Regions from separate parts of the Homo sapiens genome. Here all the other regions are linked to region 3. A link is a loop called in an ENCODE intact Hi-C map of the cell type or tissue named here. Cell type or tissue: endothelial cell of umbilical vein. All regions are shown on one strand.

Region 1 (8,000 bases), 48 kb after region 3:
CACCCTCTCAGTCCCCAGAGGAGCCTCCTGTAAAGGATACCCATTTTTACTTTTTATAAGACATACAGTATTTTATGAGTATTTTACGAGACTTACAAGCCATAAGAGTTAGGCCAGGAAAAGACATGACATTACCATATAACAGGTATTTGTGTCTTTATATACCAGCAATGAAATTGGTGAAAGTTTTCAAAATTGAAAATTTAGAAAATAATTTTAATTACAATGTTTTGAGAGTAACATATACTCAAATTTATTGAGAGGTAAATTACTTGTACACAGAAAACTACAAAATAGTGCTGAAAATAATTAAAGAAGTTCTTAAGTAAATAGAAAGATATGCCATATTCATAAAATATGTTATTAAAAGTCTAAAGGCTTTTAATGCAAAAATGGAAAAGCCCATCCTCAGAATTATATAGAATTGCAAGGAATCCCAAATAATCAAGTTGAAAGACTCACACTGCTTGATTTCAACACCTACAATAAGCCAGTAATTGAAATAGTGCAATAGAATAAAAATAGTCATATAAATCAATTTAATAGAATTGATAATTAAGGACAAACTTGTCTCTCTATGCCTAATTGATTTTCAACAAAGGTGCCTAAGATAATTTGATTGGGCTTTGGCACTTCTAGAAATGGTGCTGGAAGAAAAGAAGAGCTCTATGTAAAAGAATGACATCATGCTTGTTTCTTATATAATTAAGATGGCTCAAAAACCTAGATGCAACAGCTAAAACTATACAATTTAGAATTAAACATAGGAAACTACTTGAATAAAATCTTTATGTCCTTGAGTTTGGCATTAAATTCTTAGTTATGACACCAAAAGCATGAGCAAATAATAATAATAATAAAATTGGACCTCAAAATTAAAAAGTTTATTGCATCAAAAAATTAGAAAGTAAGTAGATAAATATTTGTAAATATTTTGTCTCATTTTATAGATTTATGTCTCATAAAATATGTCTCCTCTATAAAATTAGACAATATTTCTGTGTTATGTATGTAATAAGAATATGGTATATATATAAAAAAACAACAAAAACCAAATTGGAAAAAATAACTTGAAAGATTTCTGCATAAAATCTGCATGAAAAGATGTTCAATGTTAGTAATCATTAGGAAAATGCAAATGAAAATAATATTTTTATTAATATTTTATTTCTTGCAAAGACAATCAAGAACTGCTCAAGAGAACAAACATAAAAGTTATTCTTGAATATTTGCAAACAAGAATTTTAAGAAAATAAGGACCTTAATGGTTAACTTAATGGGGAATTTCCTGCTACTTGCATTTTTAAGATAGATACATTTCTTAAGCGACAATTTGTTCCTTAATAGCTAAAATATTATACAAGAAAGTAGCTCATTTAAAAGTGCTGGAATTAGGGTTTAATGAATGATATGCCTTATTTCTCACTTGCATTTTGCACTTGAAAAATCAAGCTTTCATGTAGAATTACATTCAATGGAGGATATTTTAAAAGTAGTCCCCAACTCTGCAACAATATTTTCAAGGAAGTCAAGTCATTCCAAACACTGAGAAATAATTCCTTGTACTTTAGGTTGAAGACATTTGATACCCCGGTTCCAATCCTCTGATGTCTGGCTCTTCATCTTTGTAAATATTTTCAGCCTAGAGATAATAAAATTAATTCAAGAGTAATGTGGTTTGAATGTTTGTCCAGATTAAATACAGCATATAACAACTGTGTATAATCGTATTTTTGATTAGTTGTTCCAAAATTATTTGGTTAATTATTCACTAAAATTTATTCAAAAATGATGCTAGCATTGGAAATTTGGTTTGGACTTTTGGACTTATTTGGAGGGGAATGTATTTACTCATTTCACTTCTCTGTTTTTCTCCCAGCACTTCAATAACTTCATGAGAAAAAGGCAAGGCAGGTATCTTCAAAAGTTATTTGCAAGTGTATAATAACATATATATCAGCAACCCATGCACTACTTTCATTTGTTATTCATACAACATTTTGAAAAAGCATTTTCAGGAGGGAGGAGCCAAGATGTCTGAATAAGGAACAGCTCTGGGCTACCGCTCCCAACGTGAGCGACACAGAAGACGGGTGATTTCTATATTTCCAACTGAGGGAGGTACCGGGTTCATCTCACTGGGGAGTGCCAGACAGTAGGTGCAGGACAGTGGGTACTGTGCACTGTGCGTGAGCCAAAGCAGGGTGAGGCATCGCCTCACCTGGGAAGCACAACGGGTCAGGGAATTCCCTTTCCTAGTCAAAGAAAGTGGTGACAGACAGCACCTAGAAAATTGGGTCACTCCCACCCTAATACTGCGCTTTTCCAACAGGCTTAAAAAACAGCGCACCAGGAGATTATATCCCGCACCTGGCTTGGAGGGTCCTACCCCACAGAGCATCGCTCATTGCTAACACAGCAGTCGGAGATCAAACTGCAAGGCGGCAGCCAGGCTAGGGGAGGGGTGCCAGCCATTGCCGAGTTCGTTGTGTGATTAGGTAAACAAAGCAGTGGGAAGCTCGAACTGGGTGGAGCCCACCACAGCTCAAAGAGGCCTGCCTGCCTCTGTAGGCTCCACCTCTTGGGGGCAGGGCACAGACAAACAAAATGGCAATTACCTGATGACCCAAAAGTTACTACCCTTGAGTTCTTTTCTGGGCAAAGCAAAGAACACTCCCAGACTAAGCCCCAATTTGGGGCTCACCTGCATTGTATCAGTTTGGTGTCCAACATGGGACAAAGAAGAATATGACAGTGTGAAAGTTGGTGATGGCGTCATCAGTGAGGTGATGTCAAGAGAAGACAAATTTGTGAGAGTAAGGCAATCAGTGAGACTATGAGAAGAAAAACAGTGAGATGTGGTGAAGCAATTGGTGATTGAGTCTCCAAAAGCTCTCTGTTAACACTTAAAACCTGTAACAAAAACCAAAGGCTCTTTGTAGAACAATCATTTTCCCTGGCAGGCAGCAGAGCCAAGTGGACAGGCATAGTGCTGCTGTCTCTGGTGAGACAGGAACAATGCTGCTACCTCATGTGGGACCCACTGCTCTAACTGGCAGGCTTCTGGGTTACCAGTCCTCATACTGGCCCCTCCTTCAGTGGCACCTGTTCCCACTCAGTTTTTTATTTAGAAAATTCCCAAACTTCATTATTGGTGGCCTATAATGAAGCTGAGGGATCCTGGAGAGACCTTAACCCAGGTTCCACATAGATCAGTCAGTACCATCTTGGCTTCTGTGGATGGATAAGTATTCTTTCTGCATGCCACCCCCTCTATAGTATCGACATAACTACAGAATAAAAGCCTTTGGTTAAGTGGTCAGTTAGAAGTTCCTCATCATTAGAGTGCCCCGGAGTATACCTCTGTCACCTCTTCCCCATAATCCTTTCTTCTCTGACTCCATTTTATTGTTTCCTTAGACATTTTATTTTCAGTTCTAAAATGGATATTTTCTTTGCAATGTTATATTTGCTTTTGACATTCTGTTAACTGTTTGTGCAAGTGTCCAAGGCAAGACACTTGGTTGTATGAGGTCCCCTATTGTTTTGACTCTGGGATGCCAGAGTCATGTTGTTCAGTGACCCCAACTTGGTCTTGGGTTCACTGTTTGCTACCCCACTGGTGCCCCAGAGTTCTTGGCATTTGGGGACACACCTTGGCAGAAATTCAGGCTCTGTGTTTTCAGTTTTGATATTGGTTGCCCTCTCACATGCCCTGGGATTTTCAGCATTGACATTCCATGTAGGATTGTGAGTTTTGTAGACATTGTTTGGGGGAATATTGATCTCATCTTTTTCTTTCTGAAGTTAGAAGTTATTTTTATAAAAGCCAGTTGCAGGCCCCTTTTTGTTTGCTTACTGCTGTCTTTCTCAAACCCCTCGTGGTCAAAGGCATTGGGAGTTTCCAGTTCCCTTGCCTGATGTATGGTTACCTACAGTGGTATACAAGTGGCCATCTGAATATTTTTATGGTATCTCTGCTATAGGGTAGATTCACTGGCAAGTATGTAGATTTGCTGGCAAGTATGGGCCTTTGAGATCTTCCCCTGGGCAACACTGTTTACTCTTGTCTTCCTCCCTTCTTCAGTCACATTTGTTTAGCCATGCTCTCTGCCCAACCCTTGCTCTCTGTGGAATTTAGGTTCAACATCCAATTGCCCATTAGTAGCTCATAGTCCACTTTCATGATGCCTTGCTGTGTATATTTTGTGGAAAGTGGGAATTTAAAAGGAAAAAGTAATGAAATATTTGCTAAAGAGAAGCTAACTAAAACCCCCTGTAGATCTTTACAGGTGATCTGTAAGAGATTCTTACTAGACATAGGACCGACAGCAACCATCCTGAAGAACTTGGCACTAGAGTGTTCTTTAGACAAATGGAGTAAATGCAAATTATTAGATAAGTTGAAAACGAAAAATCCCATTTACTATTTCAATAACGTTTGGGTTCAGTACAAAATTGCAATCCAACAGATTTGGCCTAGGCATGGTTCTTTATATTATAATGATATTGTACAATCATATTTGCTTTGTAGAAAGGAGATAAGATGGGAAGAACTTTATTATGTGCAGGCTTTTTGGCCCTCTATCGGGATCTTAACCTAAGGGCTCGCTGTAGAATGTGTCTGGCTTGTGATACTCTCAGACATCCAGAAGCTGCATTAGATATGCTACAGGACCTCCTAGTAGCTGCTCCCCTGGTATGTGTATGATCTTCCCTTCAGAGTCTCCTCAGTGCCCTAGTTCTGAGGGAGCACACTAGTTATTAAGTGCAGAATTTCACCACAAGGTCATAAGTCACTCCTTCACCTTATCCAACAAGCCCTGGCCTATATCCTCCACTGTCTAATGAAGTAAGCCCAACCAGTACTGCCAGGATTGAGGTCCCACATTAGTCCCCAAAATCAAACTTGTGTCTATTGTGGGAAGTAACTGATGGAGATAGATGAACAATAGAAGTATATGTGCTTTTTTTCATGTCTGATCTGGCTGTATGCAAGGAATAAATTGCTCAGTTTTCAGAGGATTTAGGGAATTTTGTAGAGGAGTTTGTGAAGTTGACAATATCCTCTATTTAATTGGCTTGGCATGCAAATATTATTATCCACTGGTACTGTAGATGAATAACAAAGAATTCCAGGTACTACTTATAAACATACATACAGAATGGCTGTGTGTATCCCAGGCCATGCCATTTATCATGTAGCAGGAGAGGCAGTTCCAGATCTAGACCTAAGTGGGATTACCAGTAAAGATTTCAAGATCTCAAATGCAGAAATCACATACTAACTTGTTTAGTTATAAGACAATGTGTGCGATTAATTCAGTTAATTATGATAAAGTAAGAAAAATAACTCAGGAAAAAGAGGAAAATCCCAGTCTAATTCAGGGCTTTTTGGTTGAGGCAGTCAGGAAATATACCAATATAGACCCTGACTCCCTGGAAGTGTGAGCTCTTCTGGGGGTGCATTTTATTACTCAGTCTGCCCCCTGACATTTGGATAAAGCAAGAAGTAGCAATTTGACCCTAACACCCCTGAGACACTCCTAGGCATTGCCTTTGGGTTTGCAAAAATAGGGATAGGGCAGAGGAAGAGGCAAAAATCAAAAGAACTGTCTAGACAGCACAACTGTTACTGGCAACTTTAGGCCCACTCCTGCCTCAGAGTTACCCTCCTCAAAGAAATGTGTGACATTGGCATCTAGGGTGCTCAGATGAGAGTCCCTCACTTACCAGCCTCTAGGTCAAAAACAGCACTTGTCTTCTGTTTGCAAGAAGGTCACTGGAAGGATTGCACCAGGATAAAAAGGGAGTTTGAGACATTCAGACTCATAATGGCCAAAAAAGTAGAGAACCTATAAGGCCTAACATTCTCTATATCTCCCACTGGACAACTTACCATCTCCACAGAGGAGCCTCAAGTAACCCTTGATATAGCAGACAAAAATATTGAGTTCTTATTGGACACAGGAGATGCCTACTCAGTTTTAACCCATTTCCCAGGGCTACTGTTTTCCCACTCCTGTACAGTAACAGGAACTGATGGCCAGCCAAGAATGAAGAGATTCACCCACCCACTTTGTTGCTTTGTAAAGGACCATATATTTTGCCATAGGTTTTTAATATTATACCTGAGTGTTTTATCCTATTATGAGAGACCTGTTTTCCAAGTTACACATCACAGCTCACTTTAAAGTGCTCTGTGAGAGGGCAACAGGCCAGAAGGAACAGTTCTCCTAGCTTCAAATACTTGCCTTTACACAGATATGGAGAAGAACTGCCTTCCATGACATATTGCTTCTCTAGTAGACCCCTCTGTTTGAGACATGGAAGTTTCTAGTACAACTGTTAATGTACCCCCAGTCCAGACTGTCCTAAAACCCAGTGTTAATTACCCGTGGGAAAAAACAAAACAAAACAAAACAAAACAAAACAGTATCCTTTGAATCCTGAGGCTCAGAGGGACATCCAGCCCTCAATAATGATAGCCTAAAGTTATGAATATAACAGCCCTGTAGTCTCCATGTAACACCCCATTCCACCTGTAAGGACATCAACTGAGGAATATAAATTTATTTTGACTCTAAGGGAATTAAATGGGACAGTAGTCCCGGTTCACCCATTAGTTCCTAATATTTGTACAATACTGACTGAAGTCCCTGAAGATGCTCATTGATTCACATTGTTAGATTTGAAGGATGCTTTCTTTTGTTTATCTTTATACCCGCACTCCCAGTATATTTTTTGCTTTTGAATGGACTGATCCAGACACTCATGCTGCATCTCAACTTACCTGAACAGTTCTCCAGAGTTTTAGATACATTCCCTATCTGTTTGGCAATGCATTGGCCAAGGAGTTAAGGAAACTGCAGTTAACTAATGGGCTCTCTTGCAATATGTAGATAACTTATGAATATCTAGATCTACCAGAAAATACTCTGCCATGACCACAATTCATCTCCTTAATTTTCTGGAAAAGCAAGAATATAATGTACCCCCACAAGGCCCAGATCTCTGTGAAAGGATTAAATATTTGGAATATGTATTCATTCTTGGGACAAGGACTTTGACCCCAAAGTGAAAACACCTTGGCTCAAAGTAACCCAAGTGAGACCCTCTTGGTCCCCCAACCCCCTCTGACTAAGAAACAGTTAAGAACCCTTTTGGGAATGGCAAGATTCTGTGAGATCTGGATTCCCTGGTTTGGTCTTAGAGCAAAGCCACTCCATGAAGCTCTAAAAGGGAGTGATCATGATCCTTTGAATTGGGATGAAAATTGCCAACAGGCATTCTTGACCCTAAAATAAAATCTAAAACATCTCCTGCTTTTGGACTCTGTAACTTCAAAAAACCTTTACCCTCTATGTGCCCAAAAAACAAAGAATGGTTTGAATGTCCAATCTCGAAGGCCCAGGAATAGCCCTAGACCAGTGGCTTACCTTTCTAAACAGTGAAACCAGATGGCAGCTGGAAGGCCAGGATCCTTGTGTTCTGTGGAAGCCACTGCTCTATTAGTAGAAGAAGCCAGTAAGTTTACCTTGGGATAATAATTAGATGTCATAACCCCCACCAAGTACAGGGGGTTTTAGAAGCAAAAGGTTATCAATGGCTAACAGGAGGTCACTTATTTAATAACAGGTTTTTCTCCTTGACACCCCAGATGTAACCCTTATAATATGTTGAGTATTAAACTCTGATATCCTGTTGCTACACTTCACATCCTAATAAACAGACCCCCAACTCACTTCCCTCCTGTGTGGAAATTATAGCAGGTCTGACCTGAAAGATTAGCCTCTGTCTATTCCTGATGAGTGGTTTACAGATGGGAGTAGCTTTATACATGAGAGAATAAGAAAGGCAGGTTTTGCGGTATTTAGCCAACAAGAGGTCACTGAGGCAAAAACTTTACTTCCCCAGGTTTCTGCTGAAGCAGAATTAATTGTTCTAATCAGAGCTCTCCAATTAGGAAAGACTTGAGCGTCAATATATTTACTGATTCC
Region 2 (8,000 bases), 150 kb after region 3:
TCACAGTGAGACAAAACATCTATTAAGCCAGAAACTGAAGTACAAATGCAATGGGAGGATTACGAAGAAAGGAGGGCTAAGTGATGATAAGTATGGTCAGAATAATAAATTTATTCTAGACAAGAAATGAGAGTTCATTATGTCAGAAGCAAAATAGTACTACAGGATGACAACTTCTGAGATTTACTCTTTGGTTCCAACTGCCTACAAGACAAAGAAAACTGAAGAGGCCAGGAAGTTAAATGCATGAGGAAAACTTGAGGCAGATTAAAATGGAAATGCAGGGCATGTTATTTGGGTATCATGGGTTCAATCTGGAAAAGCCTTATTTCTCCTGAACCACAGTAGGGAAAGGAGTTATCCAGAAAAGTGAAATTTATTCTAAAATTTTAAGTTTCCATGTTTTAAAGAGAGGCAGCAATGAGAAAAAAGGTTAAGAACAAGTAGGAAATACTGAAATAATGGGCCAGGCACGGTGGCTCATGCTTGTAATCCCAGCACTTTGGGAGGCCAAGGCAGGCAGATCACAAGGTGAGGAGATTGAAACCATCCTGGCTAACATGGTGAAACCCCATCTCTACTAAAAATACAAAAAAATTAGCCAGGTGTGGTGGCACACACCTGTAGACCCAGCTACTTGGGAGGCTGAGGCAGGATAATGGCCTGAACCCGGGAGGTGGAGCTTGCAATGAGCTGAGATCGTGCCACTGCACTCCAGCCAGGGTGACAGAGTGAGACCCCGTCTCAAAAAAAAAAAAAAGAATATTTGAAATAATGTGTCTCTAAAATATGACAGACATGAGAATGAAGACAAAACATAAGAAACTAAGCTAAGTAAGCATGGGTCATTGAATATCTAGGTGGCACAGAAAAGCCAAAAAGGCAATCTAGCATCTCAATTATAGCTCAGGCTAATAATTATGTGATGGACTATTTAAAAAGCTTCCTTATCAGTTTATTTAATTTAAATCAGACCATGCCACATCCTGTGGGACCCATCCTCCAAATAGGCCCAAAATAATAAATTTCAAATATCCATTCTGCTATGTACTTCTCCACTTCAAAATCTTTCTATGTTTTCTTAAAGTTTTTTGAAAAAATTACTTATATTCTCAAGTAGAAACTGGTTCAAATGTATACCCTTGCTTTAGAGTCTTGATACCTTTATTCTGACCCTTAAACCTAATGACAAAAAAATCCCTTCTTTATCTAAAATTCCTTCCTACTAACACAGCTTTATTTTTTTTAAATAGAGTAGTTTATCTAAAATTCCTTCCTACTAACACAGCTTTATTATTTTTTATATAGAGTTTCTACAAATACATGATTTAACATTGTCATGCACCACATGACATTTCAATGACAAATCACATGTATGATAGTGGGCCTGTAAGATTATAACAGTACTGAAACATTCCTATCACCTGCTGACATCGTAGCAGTTGTAAAGTAGCAACACATTCCTCATGTGTCTGTGGTGATGCTGATATAAACAACCCAATGCACTGTCCATCATGTAAGAATCTGTCTAGCACATGCATCACATAATACCTGATAACAAACAGCCATATACTGGTTAATGCTTGACACCACATTTTTCTAAACTATTATTTTAGAATATACTCCTACTATAAACAAAAGTTAACTGTCAGGCAGCCTCAAAAGTATTTCAGGAAGTATTCCAGGAAGTGGCATGGTTATCTTAACAGATCCCTTTCTACGTGTGTCAGTGCCCTGAAGACCTTCCACTAAAATAAGATATAGATGGGGGAAGATGGTAACATTCAGAATCTGACTCTGTGTAGGCCTAGGCCAATGTGTGTCTTTACATCTTAGATTTTAACAAAAATGTTTAAAATGGAAAACAAACTTAAAAATTGTTTACACAGAAAAGTTTACAGAATGACAATATGAGGAAAGAAAATATTTTTGTACAACTCTATGATGCATTTGTGTTTTAAGCTAACCATTATTAGAAAAGAGTAAAACATTCAAATAGAAATTAAATGTTTACAAAAACAGTTTACAAAAACAGACTCATAGACCAATGAAACATGATAGAAAGCCCAGAAATGAGGATGCGTACCTACAACCATCTGATCTTTGACAAAGCTGACAAAAACAAGCAATGGGGAAAGGACTCCCTAATTAGTATATCCTGTTGAGAAATCTGGCTGAGCCATATGCAGAAAACTGAAACAGGACCCCTGCCATGTACCTTATACAAACATCAGTTCAAGATGGATTAAAGACATAAATTTAAAACCTGAAACCATAAATGCCCTGGAAGACAACTGGACACAGGCATGGGCAAAGATTTCACAATGGAGACGCCAAAAGCAACTGCGGCAAAAGCAAAAATTGACACGAGTCCTAATTAAAGAGCTCCTGTACAAAGAAACTGTCTACACACAGGGTAAACAGACAACCTACAGAATGGGAGAAAGCTTCTGCAAATTATACATCTGACAAGGGTCTAATATCCAGCATCTATAAAGGAACCTAATCAAATTTACAAGAAGAAAACAACCCCATTACAAAGTGGGCAAAGGACATAAACAGACACTTTTCAAACGGAGACATACATGCAGCCAACAGATATATGAAAAAAAGCTCAGCATCAGTGATCATTAGAGAAATGCAAAACAAAACCACAGTGAGGTACCACCTGATAACACCTGTCAGAATGGCAATTATGAAAGTCAGGAAATAGCAGGTGTTGGTGAGGTGGCGGAGAAAAAGTAACTGCTATACAGGGTTGGCGGGAGTGTAAAATTAGTTCAACCATTGTGGAAGACAGTGTGGCAATTCCTCAAAGATCTAGAGGCAGAAATACCGTTTGACCCAGCTAACCCATTACTGGGTATATACCCAAAGGTATATAAATTGTTCTATCATGAAGACATATGCACGTGTTATGTTCACTGTAGCACCATTCACAAAAGCAAAGACATGAAATCAACCTAAATGACCATTAATGATAGACTGGATAAAGAAAAACTGGTACATATACACCATGGAATTACAATGCAGATATTACAAGAACAGGATCATGCCCTTTGAAGAAACATGGATGGAGCTGGAGGCCATTATCCTTAGCAAACTAACACAGGAAGAGAAAATCAAATACCACATGTTCTCACTAATATGTGTAAGATAAATGATGAGAACACATGGACGCACGCATAGAGGGAACAGCACATACTGGGGACTATCACCGAGTAGAAGGTGGGAGGAGAGAGAGGATCAGGAGAAATAACTAAGGGGTACTGAATGTAATACCTGGGTGATAAAACCCCTATGTACATGGGGTTAACAAACCCCCATGACACAAATGTACCTATATAACAAACCTGCACATGTACCCTGAAAAAAAGTTTTAAAAATTTACAGTAGCTGAGGCTAATTTACTATCTCTTTTTAAGATACCGTTATATAAATTTAACAAAGCCAAAGTGTAAAGCGTTTATTAGGTCTACAGTAGTGTACAGTCATGTCCAAGGTCTTCACATTCTCTTACCAGTCGGTTCCTCACCCAGAGAAACTTCCTGTCTTGCAAGTTTCATTCATGGTAAGTGCCCCATATTTTATGTCTTCCACAATTCTTTTATTGTAGTAATTCTACATTTGCGTATTTTGATACACAAATACTCACCAGTGTTACAACTGACAACAATATTCAGTACAGTATCACGCTGTGCAGGTTTGCAGGCTAGGAACAACAGGCTCTATCACACAGCCTAGGTGTGTAGGAGGTCACAGCATCCAGGTTTATGTAAGTAGACGGTGCGTATGCAGCAATGACAAAACCGCCTAATGACGCTTTTCTCCTAACACATCTCCATCATTAAGTGATGCCTGACTGTACATAATCACTTACTTTTCAATCTAAAAACTATATGTATCTATTGTCTTACACATTTGGAAACTAACAGTTAAATAAATTTCTAGGATTATTTTAACCTCTGAAGTTTTACCTAACTACACAGCCAAAAGTAAAGTTTGTGGAAATTCCGATGTCTGCATAACGCTATGAGATTTCCTAAGAAGTAGGAAAAAACTGCAATTTTGCTAGTATATATTTATATCTTATTGCCACATTATTTTGTTAGAAACTTTAGTTCAGTAATTTCTAGTTTCTATTATACTGCTTTTTGTCCATGTGTTATCTACTCTTTCTCAGTAAAATCTGAGTCTGTGCTTCTTTTTTTTTGCTGTTGTTTTGAGATGGAGTTTTGCTCTTGCTGCCCAGGCTGGAGTGCAATGATGCCATCTCGGCTCACTGCAACCTCTGTCTCCTGGGTTCAAACAATTCTCCTGCCTCAGCCTCAAACAGGATTGTGTGTTTATAGTCTATCCATTTTTGTTATTCATTTTCACACACTGACACCCTTCTTTGCCTTCTCCTCTCACGTACCTGGCCACCTGACCACTGACCAGCCCCAGGACTTGAGCAATACAAGCCTCCACCTCACTCAGGCAGTTCTTCAGTCGCTGAAGCAGCTCACTATTAGGAAACCTCCTCTCACGAGCCTCAGACTCCAGTGCCCTTAGCTCTTCAAAGCCTGGAGAGTGTAAGTTGCAACAGGTAGGCAGTGTTAGCAGAAAAGGAAGGTTGAGAATACCCAAAAGAAAGAAATAAGGCTTACACAAGGGTTCCTTCCATTTCCTGTCACTCACTGCGTTTACGGCCATCCTCCACCTCCAAGGCCACTCGCACTTTGTTGGCCCAGGTGTCAAAAGACTCAGCCCGAATCTTCAGTTTATGCAGCATGGTGGGGAGCTCATCCAAGGTGTACCGATACCTAGAGGAAGAAAGCCGGGAAGGGTACACATCTGGCCCAGCTCTAAAACCTCCTTCACGTCCCCACAGTGTTCCCATGCTCACCGGAGGTACTGTCGGCTACTAGAGCACTTGCAGAGGTCATTGATGTGGGAAAGGCATACAAGGCCATCTGGGCAGTCGTAGCAGGCCAGGGCTGACAAGAAGCACGTGGTCTTGCACTTGATGCACTGGCGTTCATCATCTGGGAGCAGCTCAAAAGCCTCTCGCTCAGCCTCCGTGACGCCCTGGGGGTGTTCAACCCACATATACTGTAAAGACTAGGAGTAGGGTTGTGGACACCCCACCTCAGCCAACACTGAGCCCTGATGTGGACTCAACCTTGTAAGGAAAGCTGTAGAGAAATTGGAAGAAAAAATATAAACACATACAGACTCTGTCTTTACATTTCAAAATGCATGACTTAAAGATCAGGCACACAGTGGTTACTCAATGTTGGTCTGTGTCTCTGTAACGTAATATATGTGACTAAATCCCTAAGCTCTGCTCTTGACCACCCACCTTCTCCAAAAGGGCCTTTCGTAGACGTCGCTCCTCCTGAACCATAATGAACATCTCCTTGTGCACAGCTACTGCTAGATTGAGATCCAACGTCTCTGGGAAGGCAGCCATCTTGCAGATGAGCTCCTCGTGGGAGAAGACACAATAGCGCCGGAGCCGGCGGTAGTGTTCAATGCACTGGCGTCCAGCAGGTAGCTGCAAGTGCGTTCAAGATTGTGTGTGGCTATCTGGAGACCACAATGCATAGCTTCTCCACAATAATCCTTACCCATATTCTTTATACTTTCTACCTGCAGGCCCACTGCATGCTCACTCACCCAGTCAGCAGTACAAAAGTTGACAGCTTCAGCAAAATTGTAGCCTTGGTTAAAACCACTGTGGTAAGCACGAGGAAAAGTGATGACAAACTCCCCTGCACACTGGTTTGTGCGGACAACCTAAAAAGGAGAAAAAAGCAGAAAGAGGTGTGGGTCAGAACTAATGGGCCAGATGTGAACTCAAAGATGTCTCTAGATGCTGTAACAGATGTAGGAAGAGTGGAAAGGCTCTATCTTCAAGTACGTGTCCTAAAAGAAAAATGAGATTGTGAATTTAAAAGTGGTATTCATAGAAAAGTACTCAAAATATGTGTAATTCAAAAAACAAATATAGAGGGGTCCACGAACAAGTGAAAAGACTCTTTGCTTCTATAATCAAAGAAATGCAAATTTTTAAAGTCATAGAATTAAGTCACCAAAAATGATGAAGTTGGAAACTCCACAACTTTGTCCCTCTACTCAAACAATGATCTAGTGCTGAAATGTTCAGAGCAGTGCAATAAAATAAAATAAAATAAAAAACCCAAATCAGGAGAACACTTAATGGATTTTTAAAAGCTTTTACATTGTGGTACAAGAGTGCTATAATGCACTAAGTTCCCTGCATACACACACTTGCCCCAATTCCTATGTAAGCAGCTACTGTGGGAAAGCAACCTGAGATGCTGGTGCAGCTGATTGGTGCCAGGAACCATGATGTGAACCTTTTTCCCGAAGAACTAAGGTGGTGTGTTTTGACTTGTCTGGTGGCTTCCTGGAGGACTACCTCAAGGGCCTGATTTTCTTTCACCTGCCTGACAGTTCGCTTAGAAGACAGGAGACTTCCCAGGCTGTGTTTTTGGAAAGTATAAAAAAGCAAACGTATTAGTCACAGCCACCTCCAGCTTTAAAATGGGGTGGTGGGGGTGGGGAGGAGAGAGAGAGAGAGAAAGAGAGAGACTAGAAAAACAACAGATAATTTTAAGTGCCTGGGAGGCAAATCCTAGAGAAAGAGATATTTTGGGAAAAAGGGATTCTAAAAAAGCTTCCACGTAGTATTTGAGAACTGAGAAAGCCACATTAAACATCCAGGGCAAGATACATGCTCAGAAAAGATCTAAGACCCTAACGTCACCTCTATCTGACTTTCATGCTCTTCCGAAGCAGAAGGTGGAGTCTAAAATAGTTTTTAAAGTAGCCCCGAAAAAGTTTCACCAATCAGACACAATCTGCAAAGACTGGGTAGTTAATACTATTATTAGTTATTATCATTATTGTTTTGGCTTAAGAAAGAGTTTGTTAGGTTGGTAGATGACCAACAGGCTAACAGAAAGCAGAAAAAGAACATAAAACTAAAAGATTACTCACGTATACAAAGAATTGCTCACTATCTTTAGTTGTTAGGAAAATGCAAATCAAAACCACAAGATACTATTTCTTGCCACACAAGATACTATTTCTTGCCATACAAAAAGAGGTAGAAAATAACAGTGTTGGCAAGAATGCAGACATATTAGAACCCTTGAGCATGGCTGGTAAGAATGCAAAATGGCTATGACACTGCTATGGAAAGCAGTAAGTTCCTCAAAAAGTTGAAACAGAGAACTACCATATGACTGTCCAATACCACTTCTGGGTATATACCCAAAACTCTGAAAGGAAGAACTTGAACAAATATTTGCACACAGATGTTCACAGTAGAAATATTCACAATAGCTTAGTGGTGGAAACAACACAAATGTGCTTTAACAGACCCATGGATAAGTAGAATGTGATCTGTCCATACAATGCAATATTATTCAGCCATGGAAAAGGAATAAAACTCTGACTCATGCCATAGCACAGATGAACTTTGAGAAGTCAGATACAAAAGATCACATATTGTATGATTCCATTTATAAGAAATACGCAGAATAAATTCATAGAAACAGAAAGTAAACCTGTGGTCCAAGGTTAGAAGCAGGGATGAATGAGAAATAAATTGTATTGAGACTTTTCTGGAGAAATTAAAATGTTTTAGAATTAAGTAGACACGGTGGTTGCACAACACTGTGAATGTACTAAATGAGACCAAACTGTTCGGTTTAAGATGGTTCGTTTTGTGTTATGTGAATTTCACCTTTAAAACATATCCCCCAAAAAAACCAGTTCAGAAAATTTACTAACCAAACAACAACTATTGTACATAAAAGCAACAACAAATTTTTTGAGAGAAGACAAGGGGGATAATACGATTTTCAGAGTTGAAGCAATACTCTGAAAAGTGTTCAGTTTAAAACATTAGTAGGCATACAAAGAAAAGAAGTATAGCCCTGGCCGGGCGCGGTGGCTCACGCCTGTAATCCCAGCACTTTGGGAGG
Region 3 (8,000 bases):
TTCTGAGAATGGCATGCATAGGTGATTTAACAACAGAGATACATTCTAAGAATGGCATATGTAGGTGATTTTGTCATTGTGCAAATATCATAGACTGTACCCACAGAAACCTGGATAGTTTAGCTTACCACACACCTAGGCTATATGATATAGCCTATTGCTCTCAGGCTACAAACCTGTGCAGCATGTTGCTAAACTAAATACTGTAGGCAATTAGGACACAATGGTAAACATTTGTTTACTTAAACACACTTACACATAAAAAGGTGCAGTAAAATTATTATAATATGATGAGGCCACCATTGTCTATGTAGTCCTGTTGTTGACTGAAGTGTTATGTGGAAGATGGCTGTATTTGCAAGATCTTGCATATAGCAAATACTAGGAAACACATACACCACCTATCTATCAAAGCTAATAAGTCAATTCTGAAACGTTGAGGCAAATAATATCAACATATAAAACCCAGTTGTATTTCCATACATTAGTAATGAATAATTCAAAAGTGAAAATAACACAATTTATATCATTAAAATAATGAATACATATAACAAATCTAACAAAAGAAATATAAGATTTGTACCAGAAAACTACAAATAATGTTAAAAGAAATTAACCTAAGGAAAAATGGAAAGGTATCTGTATTTATGGATTGGAAAAATTAATAACATTAAAATGCCAATTGTCCCCAAACTAATCTACAACTTCAATGAGATCTCTGTCAACATTGCAACCAGCTTTTTGTTTGTGTTATTTTCCTAGAAATGAACAGATAACCTGAAAATTCATATGATTTTTTTTTTTGAGATGGTGTCTTGCTCTGTCACCCAGGCTGGAGTGCAGTGGTGCGATCTCAGCTCACTGCAACATCCGCCTCCCGGGTTCAAGTGATTCTCCTGCCTCAGCCTCCTGAGTAGCTGGATTACAGGCATGCGCCACCACGCCCAGCTAATTTTTGTATTTTTAGTAGTGATGGGGTTTCACCATGTTGGTCAGGCTAGTCTTGAATTCCCGATCTTGTGATCCACCCCCCTCAGCCTCCCAATATATGAAGTTTTAAGAAACCCAGAAACCAAGATCAATCTTGAAAATATAGTTGAACGAATTAGGCTTCCCAATTTCCAAACCGGCTACAAAATGACAATAATAAAAACAGTGTGGTACTGGTGTAAGGACAGGATTATAGGTGAATAGAGTAAAATTCATAGTCTAGAATTGAGCTCTGACATCTGTGATGAGCTGATTTTCACAAAGGTGAGAAAACTATTCAGTGCAGGAAGGAGTAGCCTTAAACAAATGGTGTTAGGATAACAAATATCAACAACTAAAGAATAAAGTTGGATCCTACCAAATTAATTTAAGATGGTTCAAAGTTATAAATGTAAGAACTAAAATTATGGAACTTTTAGATAAATAAATAGTCCTAAATCATCATGTACTAGGATTAGCCAATGGCTTCTAACATGTGACATCAAAAGTACAAGGGCAAAATAAAAACTGGATATGTTGAACTAAAAACTTTTATGAGGCAATGGATACCATGAAGAAAGTAAAAAGGAAAGTCAGAGAATAAGAGAAAGTATTTGCAAACCATATCTACCAAGGGATTTATATCAGAATGTATAAGGAAATCTTAAGTGTCAATAGAAAAAGACCAACAACTCAAATATTAAAAAGCCAAAAGATTTGAATAGGCATTTTCCCAAAGAAGACATATAAATGACTAATAAGCACAGAAAAGGATGCTCAATGTCATTAACCTATAAGGAAATGTACATTAAAACTACAATTATATATACACAATTATGATTTTGTCAATTAAAATAACAACTATAAAGTGTAAAGCTACAGCAAGATAATCACACTCAGTGAAATGGCTAATCAAACAGATGGGAAAAGCAAGTATGGTGAAGATGTAGAGAAATTAGAATTTTTATATGTTGTTGGTAGGCATATAAAATTGTGCAGCTGCTGTGGAAAACATTTGTCAGTTCTTCAAACAAATTAAACATCAAATTACTACACGATCCAGCAATTCCAAACAATTCAAAACATATACTCAAACAAATACTTGCACATGAATGTTCAAAGCACCACTATACAAAATAGTCAACAAGTGGAAACAACTCAACTGTTTACTGATGGAAAAGTAAACAAAATGTATATCCAATCAATGAAATATTAGAGCTGTAAAATAAATGAAGTCCAGTTGTCTTGTGGTTTCCAGGGAGACTGGTTTCCAGGAGCACCCGTCCACAAGATACCAAAATACATAGTTGCTCATGTCCCTGATATAAATGTGTAGCCTGGGTAACATGGTGAAAACCTGTGTCTACCAAAAAAAGGTACAAAAATTAGCCTGCCATGATGGTGAGCTTGTAGTCCAAGCTACACGGTGAGGCAGAAGGATTGGTTGAGCGTCAGAAACAGAGGTGGCAATGAGCCAAGACTGTATGTCACACTCAGGATAGGTGACAGGGTCAGACTCTGTCCTTCCAATCCCCTGACAAAAAGATGTAGTATTTGCACATAACCGATGCACCTCCTTCTGTATATTTTAAATCATTTATATATTACTTATAATATCTAATACAAAGTAACTGCTATGTAAATAGTTGCTATATTGCTTAGGGAATATGGACAAGACAAAAGTCTGTACACGTTTGGCGCAGATGCAACCATTCATTTATTTTTCCTGAATATTTTTGATCTGTGGTTGGTTGAATCTACAGATGTCTAGGGATTCAGAATCCACTAGTACAAAGGGCTAACTGTACTGATATTATACTACGACCTTGGAAGCAAAACCGTTATTATAAGCAAAAGAAGCTAGACGCAAAGTCCACTTACGTCAGGATTACATATATATATACACACACACATACATACGTACACACACACATATATACACACATACATATATACACACACATATATACACATATATACACACATATACGCACATATATACACACTTATATACACACATATATACACACATATATACATATATATGAAAAGTTAGTAAATTGTGCATTTAAAAACAAGGCAATGCATGGTGTATGAATTATCCTGATCTCCCAAGTTTTGATGACTGGAACCGTAATTGCATCTAAAACAAATAGGTGATGTTTTTCAGGGAATTCCCCTTCGCCTCCATCATATCAAGGAAAATAAATGGATTAACAAACGTATAACTGTAAGTAAGAAACGGATAGCGGAGAAAGTGGAGTCCATTTAACCTGTACTTGGTGCAAAATAGCTGCTGATAGTTGTTTCAAGCCCGCGTGGGTCAGCGGGGAACAGTACGTGGACCCCATTGCACTGGACAGGCTGGAGTCTGGGTCGGTGTCAGAGCTTAAAAACTGATAAGCTGAAAGCCAATGCACCTACCCTTTAACGTCATGTATTTTTTATCCCTACATCATTGATGGCTAGGAACAGCAGGTAACATCCTCATAAGATTAAGCAATAAGAAAATAGACTTTATGTGTACTCTCACTTGTCGTTAATTTCGTACATTCTCTAACAAAAGAATACGGTTGGAATAAAAATCTAAACCTTTCCAGAACAGTAATGAGTACCTTACCATACGGGAACACCGGCCTGGGAACTACAAATCCGGGTTGGCCACACCCAGAAGAAATACTCTCTTTCCTAGAACGTTGCATTACGCTCCAATCCCGAGCAGGTCCAGAGAGCCGTAGCCGCTCAGCCTGCTGGGACTTGTAGTTCTTTTTTTAACAGGCATAGGTTCCCGAGGCCACTTTCGGCTCTGTCGGCCTGAGGCCGAGCCCAGGATTTAATGTTCCCCACCCTCCCGCACTCCCCAAGATAGGTTGGTAGTGTTAGGAAGAGTGGATGGCGGAGTCAACCTCCTCCGGTCACGTGTGGTACTTGGCATGCAGCGATTGGTCGCCAGAGTTATAGGGCCCCGCGTTAAGTCCATGAGCTTCCGTGAGGGTACTCTGCCGGTTTTGCTGCGGAAGTCACCTCGTGGCGTAGGGGAGAGGTAACACCGAGAAGAGGCAGCGGCGGTGGCGCCAAGACGATTGGTGCCAAACAGGGCAGAACGCAACTCAGCTCTGGGGTGGGTTCCTGTCCAGAGGGGTAGAGAAGAGTGGCTGAGGGCGCGCCCTGATCTCAGCGGGAAGAGTGCGACCCCGAGGGCGCGCTAGGTATGAAAGCCACGTGTGGCTGGCACCGCGGGGACCCACGCACCAGGTGTACCCTTTCCAGTCCCTGCCGTCGCCTTATTCCCGGTGCTGGTCACCACCGTCTAGGGCTTACTTGGGACACAGGCTAGTTCTCTCCTGAAGCTATTGAGCAGTATGTGTTGAGGTGCGCTACGCCAGTTGAGGTGAAGCTGTTACACAGTATGAAAGCCGGGCTTTGTAGCTGCAGCTGCGCATTGCACCCCCAGCTACGCAGTCTCCTTTCCTTCTCAGTCACAGGACCGGATGGCAAGTGGCCGCAGCCAGTCGGTGAGACCGACTGAGCTCTGGGGCTTCAGTTCTTGACGCTACCTACATGGCTACATCTCCAGCCAAGGATGAGAGGTGATGCCAGAGGACCTCGATCTAAATTGGGCACCATTATCGTATGACAACTTCTCTTGCAAAACATCTTCTCTTTTCTCTTCTTTTCTCTGTCTCTCTCTTTCTCTCTCTCTCTTCGTTTCTCTCTTCTTTCTTTCATTGCTCTTTCTCTGTCCTGTGCACGCCAAAGCGGAAGCTGAAGTGCGGCGTCTTTGATCTCTCAATCCTGGAGACACAGGAACATTTTCCTTACTTTACTCAACTCGTTCCTTTGAATACCGCAAAATTAAGACGGCGTTTAAAACAATCGAAATCCCTTTTCTTCTGGGGTTTGGTGCCTAAAGATTAGAAAAGTTTGCGCAAGGAATTCGCTGCAGCATATAAAACTTTCAGGACCCTGAAATACAGAACTGCAAAGAAACGGCCTAAGATGGTTGAATGCTCTTTATTTTTCTTTAATTTAGACATGTTCAAACGTTCAATGTCTTACATACTTAGTTATGTAAGTAAGGTAGCGCTTACTTCATTATGCATTTCAATACTCAAAAAAAATTCCTTTGTGAAATGTTGAAATATTTTTCTAATCTGTTTCACGAGCTTCAAAAATGAGGAAAAAAGATTCAGTTTACATTTCAGCAAAATGCCTCTTTTTAATCGGATTTATGTTTACTTAACATTTACAGTACATTTACGCTTGAGCAAAGTTAGGTTTTGGATTTGCTTAGGGTCAGATTTTTTTTTTTTTTTTTTTTTTTGGTCTGTGCATGAATATGTTACTGCTGAGTTATCTCTCTGTCTGTCTCTCCCTCCCTCTCTCCTTGTATTCTAACAGAAAGGTTTAGAACTTGCATAATTGGGAAAGAAGCTGTTGCCTGAACTTACTGGGGGATTCAGCATTGTCATTTTGGACATGTCACTTATCCTCAGTATTTGCTTCCCCCAGGAGAGAGCTGTAATAAAAAAGCATTGCAATTTAATACATAAGCTCAGTAAGTTCTTGTTTATGCTCCTTGTGATGAAACAAAAAGTCCTTCAATTAGAAACAAAGGTTTAATCAAATAGCATTTTTAATGACCATGTTACAACTAAAGTTAATGACCCTTTGAAGAGCAGAGCTCTAGTTAATAGCTAGTTGTGAATAATGAGAATTTACTTCTGTTTCTGTCTTACTTTTCTATACTTAACCTCATATTCCTTTCTTCTTTGCTCATGTTTCTGGCCATCTTTTTACTTTGGGTTTCTTTCTTTCGTTATTCAACTAACTGAGATCGGATTGAAATACGTATCTAAATTTTTTTAAAATTTTTATTTTTAAAAATTGCTGAATATTTTGTATTTCCAAATTCACTTTTAGGTTACTTCCTTATCACCTTTATTTTTTTATTTCCTGTATGTCACTGACTGGGAAATAAAAATTACTTAATTTTAACTGAACCTCTGCCCCTCTTTTCCAGGATGCAGAAATAATATTTGTGTTGTTTTAAAAATCTTAGATCAATTAAAAAGAAAAATGACTCTGTCATTCTTTGGTAAGTTACAATACTTAAGTCAGAAACTAGAGAAGATGGGCTTTTTTAGGTTTTGTTATTCTCGTGCTGATTTTCTGTCCCTTCAGTTTTGCCTGTTTTTGCTTAATATATTTTGGGCTTAAGTGCATATAAGTTAATATTTGTTAAATCTACTTGGTGGATTACCCTTTTATTAATGGATAGCGTCCTTTGTCTCTTTAAAAATATTATGTCTTAAAGTTTATTTTGTGTAATATTAGCATAATTGTCTTAGTTTCTTTTGCTTATTATTTTGATGGAATATCTTTTTCTGTTCTTAACACTTACAATAAAGTGTATAATAGTTTGAATTGGTTTATTGTTTATGATAAAGTAGTTTGAATCTTAGATTCAGTAGTGTATAGAAACTTTGCTCCTTTATAGTTTTGCACTCTGACTTCTGATTGTCACGTTACCTCTTTATACAGTGTGTGTCGATATCATATTGTTTTATACATTTATTTTATAAAATTAGTTTTGTAAATTTTTCTTTTAAATCATATAGAAAAAACCTTACAATCCCCAAGTTTAATAATGCTAGCTTTTATATTTACCTACATAGTTATCTCTGCCATTGTTCTTTATTTTTCTTTATAGGTTTGAATTATTGTCTGGTGGCCTTTTATTTCTGACTACAGGGCCCTCTTTTGCATTGTTTTTGTAGGTCAGATTTATTAGTAGTATGTTCTTTCAGCTTTTGTGTATCTGGGAATATTTCAGTTTCTCCTTTATTTTGAAGGATAGTCTTTGAGTTTTTCCTACTTAACAGATCCTGGAGCTTCTTGGATGTGTAAATTAATGATTTTCATCAAATGTGAAGTTGTTTTCGGCTATTCTGCAGATATCCTTTACCACCCCTTTGCTGCCTCTTCCTATTGTGGGTAATAGGCATGTCTCTGTATGTTGGAGAGAATCAAAGGTCTTTTAAGCCCTTGATTTTTATTTATCTTTTGTTTTTTGTTCCTCAGACTGTATAGTTTCAGTTGACTTAGCTTCCAGTTTGTTGATTCTTCTGCCTGCTCAAATCTGCTGTTGAGCCTGTCTAGTAAAATGTTCAGTTTGTTGTACTTTTCAGCTTCAGAATTTCATTTGATTGGTTATGTTATTATTTTGTTCACTTACTGTTTTCCTAATTTTCTTTAGCTCTTTGTTTGTGGTTTCCCACCTAGCTCTTTGAATATATTTATGACAGTTGGTTTATAAAACCATTAGTAAGTCTAAAACCTAGGCTTCCTCCAGAGTGTTTTCTTTTATTTTTTTTTATTTCTGTTCATTGCCCATACTTTCCTGTTTTTTTTCCTTTTTTTTTTTTTTGCATGACTTACAATTTTTTTTGAAACCGAAGGCTTTGAATATTACCATATGGTAACTGTCAAATTCAGATTTAGACATTAAAGAGATTATTCTAGTAGAGATAACACTGAATTCAGGAAGCTTAAGCACCTTAAAATCAAACAAATATTTTTCTTTCCTAGGGAAGGATAAGCAGGATTAGTAGAAACTTAAGGACAAATTGAACAAGCAAATGGGGAGAACAGAGAGCAGGAAATGTATCTCACATGGTAAACCAGTTCTTCAGATGAGCTATTAAAGTGAGTGTGTGCTCTTATTTTAGTGCATGACCAGTGGTAAGACAAAATTTGTGGTCTGTAGATGAAAGAAAAGACTGACTAATCTTAGGTCAAAAGAAGGCGTAGATACCCTTTGGCCTTGTCTTGAAGTGGTATTGGGGAATACCTGGTCATAACACTGGAAATCAGATTCTGTCTACTCACCAGAGTTTGTGGTTGCTGGTTGTTACGGGGTTTTTTTAAGTGAATTTTGGGGTTTGTTAAGTGGCCAAACTATTTTTGTGAAGACTGTTGTATGTGGGTTTCAGATGTCTCTACATCAGTTTGTGGTCAGCTAGTGAGTT

The links. Hi-C counts contacts between places; a loop is a spot of excess contacts. Peaks named below come from ENCODE experiments on the same cell type or tissue, not always from the same donor. Only the 100,000 strongest peaks of a DNase experiment are listed, where the experiment ranks them.
Region 1: a loop joins it to region 3, with 2.3 times the contacts of the local background. A loop is called at or near these places in 3 of 110 quality-filtered maps.
Region 2: it touches region 3 in a loop (2.8-fold over the local background); 6 of 110 quality-filtered maps call a loop at or near these places.

What each region holds. Positions count from the first base shown.
Region 1 is chrY:19,610,967-19,618,966 of GRCh38, forward strand. No RefSeq gene overlaps it. Among named protein-coding and RNA genes, the nearest start is that of KDM5D, 130 kb to the right of the region's middle. In endothelial cell of umbilical vein, no CTCF peak of the experiment used is centred here; no DNase peak of the experiment used is centred here.
Region 2 is chrY:19,710,935-19,718,934 of GRCh38, forward strand. It overlaps KDM5D (lysine demethylase 5D), which reads right to left. Exons shown (of 27, transcript NM_004653.5): 14 at 5,662-5,781; 15 at 5,345-5,539; 16 at 4,889-5,070; 17 at 4,681-4,805; 18 at 4,418-4,565. Among named protein-coding and RNA genes, the nearest start is that of KDM5D, 30 kb to the right of the region's middle. In endothelial cell of umbilical vein, no CTCF peak of the experiment used is centred here; no DNase peak of the experiment used is centred here.
Region 3 is chrY:19,563,393-19,571,392 of GRCh38, forward strand. LOC105377223 (a long non-coding RNA gene) reads right to left here and starts at 3,617. Exons shown (of 3, transcript XR_938628.4): 1 at 3,590-3,617. It also overlaps the pseudogene TXLNGY. In endothelial cell of umbilical vein, no CTCF peak of the experiment used is centred here; DNase peaks (open chromatin) are centred at 3,819 and 4,399; H3K4me3 peaks cover 2,333 bases; H3K27ac peaks cover 879 bases.